2 separate regions of the Homo sapiens genome follow, and region 1 is linked to region 2. Evidence: read pairs that join two places in POLR2A ChIA-PET (ENCODE). Cell type or tissue: B cell. All regions are shown on one strand. Links, peaks and the distances in the headings refer to the core of each region. The heading gives the core; the rest is flanking DNA.

Region 1 (4,817 bases), core at 301-4,300, 760 kb before region 2:
GGGGGATTCTGTAGGGACAGAGCACCTGCTTTCTCCCTCCAGCCCCACGCTGCTTTGTGGTTGCCAGATGGAAGTTGCATCTGTTGAATATTGCTATGCTGAGATGCACCAGTGACTGCCTCCGCAAATCTTTTTATTACTGGAGGTCGTAACTTGCCTCTTCCTTCACTCTCACTTGTAAGGCAGGCTCAGGAGGTTTGCTGATTGTGAGTGCATCATCGACCTTGATCAGGGAAATCTGTCCTGTTTTCCTTTATTTCTTCCTCTCATCCAGAAATTGTTGTCCTGGCACGAGAATCAGTAAACCTTTTTCTGTAAAGGGCCAGATAGTAAATATTCAAGGCTTCAGGGGGCGCGTGGTCTCTACTGCAACTACTTAACTCTGCTGTTGCAGCAAGAGAGAAGCCACAGACAACAGGTGGATAAACAGACGTGAGTGTATGCCAGTAAAACTTGATTTACAAAAATAACCAGGAGGCCAGATGTGGTTCATGGGCTGTGGCTTCCCAGCCGCGGCCTACTGGAATCCAAATCGGGTTCAGCACTTGGAGAAGCTGCTAGTATTGGTCCCTGGGCCTGTATCTGAAACCAGTACTAGCCATGGTCTGTGGAAGAGGTATCTTTTTTGTTTGACTCTATTCACCATCTAAGAGATACTGAGAGATCAGTGATTCGGCCCTGCCCAACTGAACAATAAATATCTTATATCTAGTTGTGAATTTTGAGAATTGCAGTGTTTAAATGAAGGGAAAGAGCTGCTTGTTTCATTTGGTAAATCCCTTATATGATAAAACATCTAGGAGAGAGGCTTTGTCACAAATCCAGTTGCCCATTTTGCTGTTTCCATGAAATATTTCAAAGTAGAGAAACTAATAGACTTCCATGTATCTGCTGCACAGATTGCCTTTTACTCCCAATATACTGGGGTGCTGTTGCCTGGCTGCACGGAAGGTTGTGGGGTGTGAGGGCACTTGGACATTCGGGCTTGCTGTGTCTCTGTTAGAAACTAATGGGGCGTTGTCCCTGAGCGTGAGGGACACCTCTGGCATCTTGTTTCCTCTACCTGAGGAAGTGCAGCCATGCTTGTTGGGAAGACTTGGGAGAGGACCATGTACCACTGAGGCAGGTAACACCCTTTGCCTCTGTACCTCCCTGTGGGCCTGGCAGTGGGGCTGGGCCCAGGGCCAGCAGTCCACCTACCCTGGCTAGGAACCTGAACTCCTGCATAATTTCAAGGCCCTTCTGGGCAACACCTTGCCTTGCCATGTGGACTGGCCACCTCATCTTTCCTTGTCTCCAGACACCCCCACCACCTCCTTCCCCCAGCCAGAGACTCCAGAATCCCAGATCCTCACAGCAAGACACATCCTCCCCCAGGGACCCCGTGTCTGTTCAGTGGAGAGGCTCTGGGAAGGGGAGGGAACGACTTCCTCTTTATTCCCGTAGCTTCCATTTGAGTGGCCGACAAGTGTCTCAAATAGCATTTCAGATTGTGCCCCCCCCCCACTCCACCCCCGCCTTCCTCCTAGAAAATGCAGCTGGTGCTCGTGTGCAGCCACTGTTCAGACACGTGGAGGCCACAGTGCTCGCTTGGAACCCTCTGGGACCACCGACTTTCAGTGGCTTCTACTGAAGGGAAGGGCCGACTATTTTGATTTGGGTTTGACAGATAATACTGAGTTTGAAAAATAATTTCCCATCATTAAGCCAGACATCAAGAGGCCAAAGTAAATTCTAGGTCATCTCTCCCCTCACTGAGTGAGTTCCCTGTAACCAGCATTCCAGAAGAGGGCGAAAGGGGAAGAATCAAGTCCTTTTTTTTTAGATGTTGCCCAAACCAGATCGCTAAACAGTATCATACCTTTTTACTGCGATTTCTTATCATTTTAAGATAGATACCCAGTTTTTATTTTAGGAGTAAACACTTAAACTGAGGAAGCACACCTGTTGTTTCTCACTTCCTATTCAGCCAACACTAATGCCTTCTCTGTACTGAGAACAGCTGATCCTCCCAAAGCGTGTGTGTCTCCCTGTCTTCGTGGGGCCCTTGCTGTTCTCACCATAAGCCCAGAAGACTCAAGGATGCTCAGCGGGTCGTGCAGCCCTCTCCACCACCTATTCCAGAAAGTCCTCCTCACCCTAAAAGGAAGCCCCATTCCCACCAGCAGTCACTCCTCACTCCCCTTCCCCCAGCCTCTAGCAGCTACCAGTCTGCTCTCTGTAGATGTGCCGATTCTGAATAGTTCATAGAAATGGAATCATGCAATATTTGTCCTTCTGTGTCTGGCTTCCTTTACTTCGCAGAATGCTTTCAAGGTCCATCCATGTTGTAGCGTGCGTCATACCTCATTCCCTTTTTTTTTTTTTTTTTGAGATGGAGTCTTGCTCTGTCGCCCAGGCTGGAGTGCAATGGCGTGATCTCGGCTCACTGCAACCTCCACCTCCCGGGTTCAAGCAATTCTCCTGCCTCAGCCTCCCGAGTAGCTGGGACTACAGGTGCACACCACCATGCCCAGCTAATTTTTGTATTTTTAGTAGAGACAGGGTTTCACCATGTTGGCCAGGATGGTCTCGAGCTCCTGACCTCGTGATCCGCCCGCCTCGGCCTCCCAAACGCTCGTTCCTTTTTATAGCTAATATTCTATTGTTTGGATATAGCACATTTCATTTCATCAGTTGATGGATATTTGAGTTGTTTCTACCTTTTGGCTATTGTGAATAATGCGCTGTGAACATTGTGTACCGATTTTTGTTTGAACACTTGTTTTCAGTTCTTTTGGGTATATGCCTAGGAGTGAGATTGCTGGGTCATATGGATGGTCATTTTTGTTTGTGTGTTTAAGACAGAGTCTCGCTCTGTTGCCCAGGCTGGAGTATAGTGGCGCCATCTCAGCTCACTGCAACCTCTAACTCCTGGGTTCAAGCGATTCTCCTGCCTCAGCCTCCCAAGTAGCTGGGATTACAGGCAAGCACCACCATGCCCGGCTAATTTTTGTATTCTTAGTAGGGATGGGGTTTCACCATGTTGGCCAGGCTGGTCTCAAACTTCTGACCTCAGGTGATCCACCCATCTCGGCCTCCCAAGGTGCTGGGATTACAAGCTTGAGCCACCATACCTGGCTTTGGATGGTAATTTTATGTTTAACTTGCCGAAGAACCACCAAACTGTTTTCCATATCAGCTGCCCCATTTTACATTCTCACCAGCAATATACAAGGGTTCCAATTGTAGTTCCACGTCCTTTATGACCCTTGTTTTTTGTTGAGACAGGGTCTCATTCTGTCACCTAGACTGGAATGCGATGGTACAATGATGGCTCACTGCAGCCTTGAACTCCTGGGCTCAAGCTGTCCTCTCGCCTCAGCTTCCTGAGTAGCTGGGACTACAGGTGCATGCCACCATACCTGGCTATTTTTTTTTAATGTAGAAAAGGGGTCTCACTATATTGCCCAGACTGGTCTTGAACTTACGGGCTTAAGCAATCCTCCTGCCTCAGCCTCCCAAAGTGCTGGGGTTAGAGGCATGAGCCATGGTGCCTGGCCATGCTAACAAGTTATTTTTCAGTTTGAAAAAGAATAGGTATCCCAGCAGGTGTGAAGTAGTATGTCATTGTAATTTTCATTTACATTTACCTAACATCTAAAGGTGGTGAGCATCTTTTCATGTGCTTGTTTGGCCATTTGTATATCTTTTTTGGTGAAATGCCTGTTCAAGTCCTTTGCCCATTTTTTAATCGGGTTTTCTTTTTGTTATTGAGTTGTTAGAGTTCTTTTCATATTCTGGATACTAGACCCTTATATAATTTGCAAATATGTTCTCCCATTCTGTGGGTTTTTTCACTTTCTTGATAGTATCCTTTGCACAAAAATGTTTAATTTTTATGAAGTCTGGTTTATCTGTTTTCTTTTTAGTTGCTTGCACCCTTGGTGTCATAGCTAAGAAACCATTATCAAATCCAGGGTCATGAAGCTTTACCTTTGTATTCTTCTAAGAGTTGTGTGGTTTCAGCTCTTCTGTTTAGGTTTGTGATTCATGTTGAAATCGTTTTTTTCCTGTGGTGTGAGGGGGGATCCACCTTTATTCTTGTCCATATGGCTCTCCAGTTGTCCCAGCATCATTTGTTAAAGACGCTGTTCTTTCCCTGGTGAATGGGCTTGGCTCTCAATTTTATTCCATCAATCTGTATGTCTGTCCTTATGCCAGTATCATACTACCTTGAGCCAGATGCACTTTTAAAAGATCCAAGGCTGGGTGCGGTGGCTCACCACACCTGTAATCCTAGCACTTTTGGGAGGCCACAGCAGATTGGATTGCTTGAGCTTAGGAGTTCAAGACCTGCCTGGACAACATAGTGAGACCTTGTCTCTACAAAAAATACAAAAATTAGCCAGATGTGGTGGTGAGTGCCTGTAGACTAAGCTACTCAGGAGGCTGAGGGAGGAGAATCATTTGAGCCCAGCAGGTTGAGGTTGCAGTGAGCTGTGGTTGTGCAATTGCACTCCAGCCTGAGTGACAGACAGACCCTGTCTCAAAAAAATTAAAAATAAAAATAAAGTATCTGAAAAGACATACAAAACTAGGTTTTGTCTGGGAGGACAAGTAGTTTGGTATTGCTGGAACATCAAGTGTGCATGGAAGTGGTTGTGTGAAGGCTGGAATTAAGGACGTGAGAGACAGTGACTGTGTGAAGGAGACGCAGCAAGCTCCGGAGCCTGCCTGAGTGTTGGCAGATAACGGGGACATGAGATGTGTCCATGCTCTCAACAAGCTCAGAATCTCTTTGTAGAAGCAGACATGGGATTCCAAGCCTGATGGAA
Region 2 (4,817 bases), core at 496-4,495:
AGATGTGGTGGCGGACACCTGTAGTCCCAGCTACTCGGGAGACTGAGGCAAGAGAATGGCATGAACCCAGGAGGCAGATCTCGCAGTGAGCCAAGATCGCGCCACTGCGCTCCAGCCTGGGCGACAGAGTGAGACTCAGTCTCAAAAACAAAAGCAAACAAACAAAAAAACTGGGCCAGACGCGGTGGCTTAGCCTGTAATCCCAGCACTTTGTGAGGCTGAGGTGGGCCCACCTGAGGTCGGGAGTTCGAGACCAGCCTGCCCAACATGGTGAAACCCCATATCTACTAAAAATACAAAAATTAGCTGGGCATGGTGGCAGGTGCCTGTAATCCCAGCTATTATTGAGGCTGAGGCAGGAGAATCACTTGAACCGGGAGGTGGAGGTTGCAGTGAGCCGAGATGGCACCACTGCACTCCATCCTGGGCAACAGAGACTGTATCTCAGAGAAAAAAAAAAGGGGGGGGGCAGGTGTTTTGTCTCACGCCTGTAATCCCAGCACTTCGGGAAGCCGAGGCGGGCAGATCACAAGGTCAGGAGTTCGAGACCAGCCTGGGCGACATGGTGAAACCCCCGTGTCTACTAAAAATACAAAAATTAGCCAGGCGTGGTGGCGCATGCCTGTAATCCCAGCTACTCGGGAGGCTGAGGCAGGAGAATCATTTGAACCCAGGAGGCAGAGGTTGCGGTGAGCTGAGATTGCGCCACTGCACTCCAGCCTGGGTGACAGAACAAGACTCTGTCTCAAACAAACAAACAAAAAACGATCTGTCCTCTGGTGACACGGGAGCCTGGATGCCTTGCTGGAGTGGATAGTCTGTGGCTCGGGGGAGACTCTCTAGGAGCCCCCAGGCCACCCTGTTCCTTCCTGCAAGGCTACTTGCTGCCCTGACCCCTCTGAGGGGCAGGCAGGGAGGGGAGAGGCACTGGGGAAACTGCAGGGGGATGTGGTTGTGATCCAGGCCTGTGGAGGGAGTGCTGGGGAAGGGGAGACTTCAGCAAGGGCAGATGAAGCCTTGTTTTTTCCTTTTTTCTTTCTTTCTTTTTTTTTTTTTTTTTTTTTGCGATGGAGTCTCGCCCTGTTGCCCAGGCTGGAGTGCAGTGGCGTGATCTCAGTTCACTGCAAGCTCTGCCTCCCGGGTTCATGCCCTTCTCCTGCCTCAGCTTCCCAAGTAGCTGGGACTACAGGCGCCCACCATCACGCCCGGCTAATTTTTTGTATTTTTAGTAGAGACGGGGTTTCACCCTGTTAGCCAGGATGGTCTCGATCTCCTGACCTCGTGATCCACCTGCCTCGGCCTCCCAAAGTGCTGGGATTACAGGCGTGAGCCACTGCTCCCAGCCAGATGAAGCATTGTGACTCTAGGGCATGTAAATTCCCTGGCAGCCAGGCCCTGGGAGCACCCCTCCCCTCCTGTGCCCTTGACACCTACCTCAGTGAGGCAGCCCCAGCAGCCGGGCAGTGGGCGGCAGAGAAGGGTGTCCTGGGACAGAGGTTTTCCTAGTCTTTCTTCAGAATGGAGGAAGCCCCTGGGGTGCCTGGACTTCCTGTAGGACCCAGGGAAGAAAGATGGCCATTCTCCCTGTCGCGTGATGGGGGCTCCAGCTGTTTTACACAAGAAGACATATAACTTTCATGGTTAAGAGCAGGGGTTCTGGGCCTGATGGCTTGGGTTCGAATCCCGGCTCCTATGCATGCCAGCTGTGTTACATACTTCTAGACAAATTACATAACTTCTCTGTGCCTCACTTTCCTCCACTGCAAAACGAGGAGTCCTGAGCAGGTGAGATCCCCTGACAGCTCTCGGGACAGCTGGAGTGCTCAGTGAAAGCTCTTCGTGCAATCACTGCGGAGGGTGACCAGGGACATCGATAGGACGCTGGAGGGATTACCCTATGTCCCCCGACCCGCCCGACTACAACAGCCTTGCAGATAAGCCACGAGCCTGCCTGCTCCTCCTCGTGAGTTGGAGACAGGAGAGGGAGCAGAGTTCAGGGGCTTGTTTCTTTCTTTCTTTTTTTTTTGAGATGGAGTTTCGATTCTGTTGCCCAGGCTGGAGTGCAGTGGCGCAATCTCGGCTCACTGCAACCTCTGCCTCCCAGGTTCAAGTGATTCTCCTGCCTCAGCCTCCTGAGTAGCTGGGATTACAGGCCTGCGCCACCATGCCTGGCTAATTTTTGTATTTTTAGTAGAGACAGGGGTTTCACCATGTCGCCCAGGCTGGTCTCGAACTCCTGACCTTGTGATCTGCCCGCCTTGGCCTCCCAAAGTGCTGGGATTACAGGCGTGAGCCACGGTGCCTGGCCAGGACCCTCCATTTCTTTTTTTTTTTTTTTTTTTTTTTTTTGAGATGGAGTCTCGCTCTGTCACCCAGGCTGGAGTGCAGTGGTGCGATCTCAGCTCACTGCAAGCTCCGCCTCCCGGGTTCATGCCATTCTCCTGCCTCAGCCTCTCGAGTAGCTAGGACTACAGTCGCCTGCCACCACACCTGGCTAATTTTCTGTATTTTTAGTAGAGACTGGGTTTCACCGTATTAGCCAGGATGTTCTTGATTTCCTGATCGCGTGATCCTCCCGCCTCGGCCTCCCAAAGTGCTGGGATTACAGGTGTGAGCCACTGCGCCCGGCTGGACCCTCCATTTCTAATAAGCTCCTGGGAGAGTCCTCCCTGGTGCTCTGAGGGTGACTGACCGGCAAGGCACTTCTGGGGCCCCTAAGCCCTCCAACCTCAGCTGCTGTGGAGAGCTGACCCCCAGGGGAGTACGTCAGGGTGCTGGGTGGGGCACCAGTTTCAAGGATGCCCAACACAGCCCTCCCCTTGGGGCTGCAAGGCCCTGGGACCAGCGGCCCAGCCCTGTCCCCAGGCAGGTCCTCAGACCTAGGACCACAGGGGGGTCTGGGGCCCAGGCCAAGGGCAAACCTGCTGGGATCTGAGCCCCTCTTGGTGGCTTCCTGGTGTGTGCACATCCTTCCCCAGGCAGGAGAGGAAGCAGGGCCAGCTCCTTCTCCTCCCAGGGCAAGACCTGAAGTCTCTGTTTGTGTGTCTGTCAGACTTGCTGTGAGGGCCACAGTGTCTCCACTGAGGCCTTATCCAGCCTCCAGGAGGTCCCATTTTTCAGGGAAAGGGCCTGCTGCTGAAGGCTGTCACTCATCTGACTTCAAATCCCAGCTCTGCCACTTCCAGGCTGTGTGACTCCAGGCAAGTTGCTTAACCTCTCTGTGCCCACTACTTCTGTAAATGGGGATATCATGGGATTCTCGTGAGCTGTGAATAGCATCTGTTGATGTGTTTGTTTCTGTGCATTCAGACTTTCCCTCTTTCCTCAGGCACTTGCCGGGCAGCCTTCTGTGCCACATCCCTGACCCTGCCCCAGGGCACACCAGCTTCAGTGACAGGGATGGCTGGTGAACAGGAGGCCCAGGCCTGCTGCTCTGGCCGATGTAAATCCAAGGAGCTGTGATGACGCGGGAGAGGGGCGGTTTGGGAAAAAATGTGTGAAGGATGCCCCCGTGGGAGCAGGAGCCCCACTGGCAGGGGCAGGCCGGGGGTAACTCAGCCACAGGGAAGGGGCCCAGCCGGGGCTGGAGGGAGGGCCACCTGCAGAAATGAGCTGTGGGGGGGCGAGAAGGGCAGGCAGCTGGGGCTGAGGAAGACCAGCCCCCAAGACACCCATGGAGAAACTGAGGCAGAATCTGTACTTGGAGCCAGCCACCGCTCTCCACTGGCCCACACTGCTGTGATCCTTCCCACGCTGCGCGGCTGGCTGGAACCCAAACCCCCCACAGCGGGCCTGGCCTTCAGAGCTGGTTCCAGATGTTTAAATACCCAGCCTTCACCTCCCGTCACAGACACTTCCACTGGAAGGTGTTGGTGCCACATCCCCAGTGCTGCCAGGCTAATATGGGGTGGGGGCCTTGCAGCCCCAAGGGGAGGGCTGTGTTGAGCGTTCTGGACACTGGTGCCCCACCCAGCACCCAGCAGGGGCACTCTGCGCTGTGCTGCCCCTCCCCAGCTGCCTGGGCCACCAGTTCAGGAGAGCTCACCCCTTTGCAACCTTTCCCAACTCAATGCCACGCCAGGAAGTCAGGAGGGGGATGACCCTGCCACACTCTGCCCCCCAGCTCCCTTCCCACCATGCCCCGGGACCAAGACAGGAGGGCCAGCTGGGCCCAGGGCACTTCGCCAGTATCATCGGGTCCTCACCACAGCCCTCAAGGGGGTGTTCCTGTTCCACACACAGAAGACTGAGGCCCAGGGATGGGACTGGGTCGTGTGAAACGCCAGGCCATGCCCGGCCCCGCAGAGTCCTGCGTAGCTGCCCGGCCGGCCCAGGGCTCAGATCCCCTCCTCCAGGCCTGGCCCCAGCTGCTATTGGGGCCCACTGAGGCCTACTGGATCCTAACTGGATGCAATTAGGACATCACCTGATGCCCCTGTCAGGGTGGCTCCTCCCAACCGCTAGAGGACTCAGGCCAAAGGCATTTGGGGTGCAGCCCCCACCCTGGCCCTGGTGGGCCGGAGTCATGCTCTATGTGCCCCCCAGCTGTCCAAGCAGGGGTGTACAGAGACTCTGGGGTGGGGTGAGGGTGAGAGCCTGAGAAGGCTGTTGCGGAGGACACACCGGAAACTGTCACCAGGCCCTGCCCTCAGCCGACCCGGGCCAGGGCCAGGAGGGCCTCCTGGGGGCCGCCATCTTTCTGTTCTGGGAAGGCCAGGCTGGGGGTGAGCTCCATGGGGCTCCTGTGTCCTCATCCATTGGTGGGATGCGGCTCCCTCCCGGGGACCTCTCAGGGCACTGATAAGAGCCACCAGGAC

What was found. Peaks named below come from ENCODE experiments on the same cell type or tissue, not always from the same donor. Only the 100,000 strongest peaks of a DNase experiment are listed, where the experiment ranks them.
Region 1: POLR2A ChIA-PET joins it to region 2 with 6 read pairs; 5 of 35 experiments call an interaction of 5 or more read pairs at or near these places.

What each region holds. Positions count from the first base shown.
Region 1 is chr14:101,774,528-101,779,344 of GRCh38, forward strand. The region is part of intron 2 of PPP2R5C (protein phosphatase 2 regulatory subunit B'gamma); the gene reads left to right. Among named protein-coding and RNA genes, the nearest start is that of PPP2R5C, 15 kb to the left of the region's middle. In B cell, for the core only: no CTCF peak of the experiment used is centred there; DNase peaks (open chromatin) are centred at 1,684 and 2,064; H3K4me3 peaks cover 526 bases; H3K27ac peaks cover 977 bases.
Region 2 is chr14:102,534,612-102,539,428 of GRCh38, forward strand. No RefSeq gene overlaps it. Among named protein-coding and RNA genes, the nearest start is that of MIR4309, 2.6 kb to the right of the region's middle. In B cell, for the core only: no CTCF peak of the experiment used is centred there; no DNase peak of the experiment used is centred there.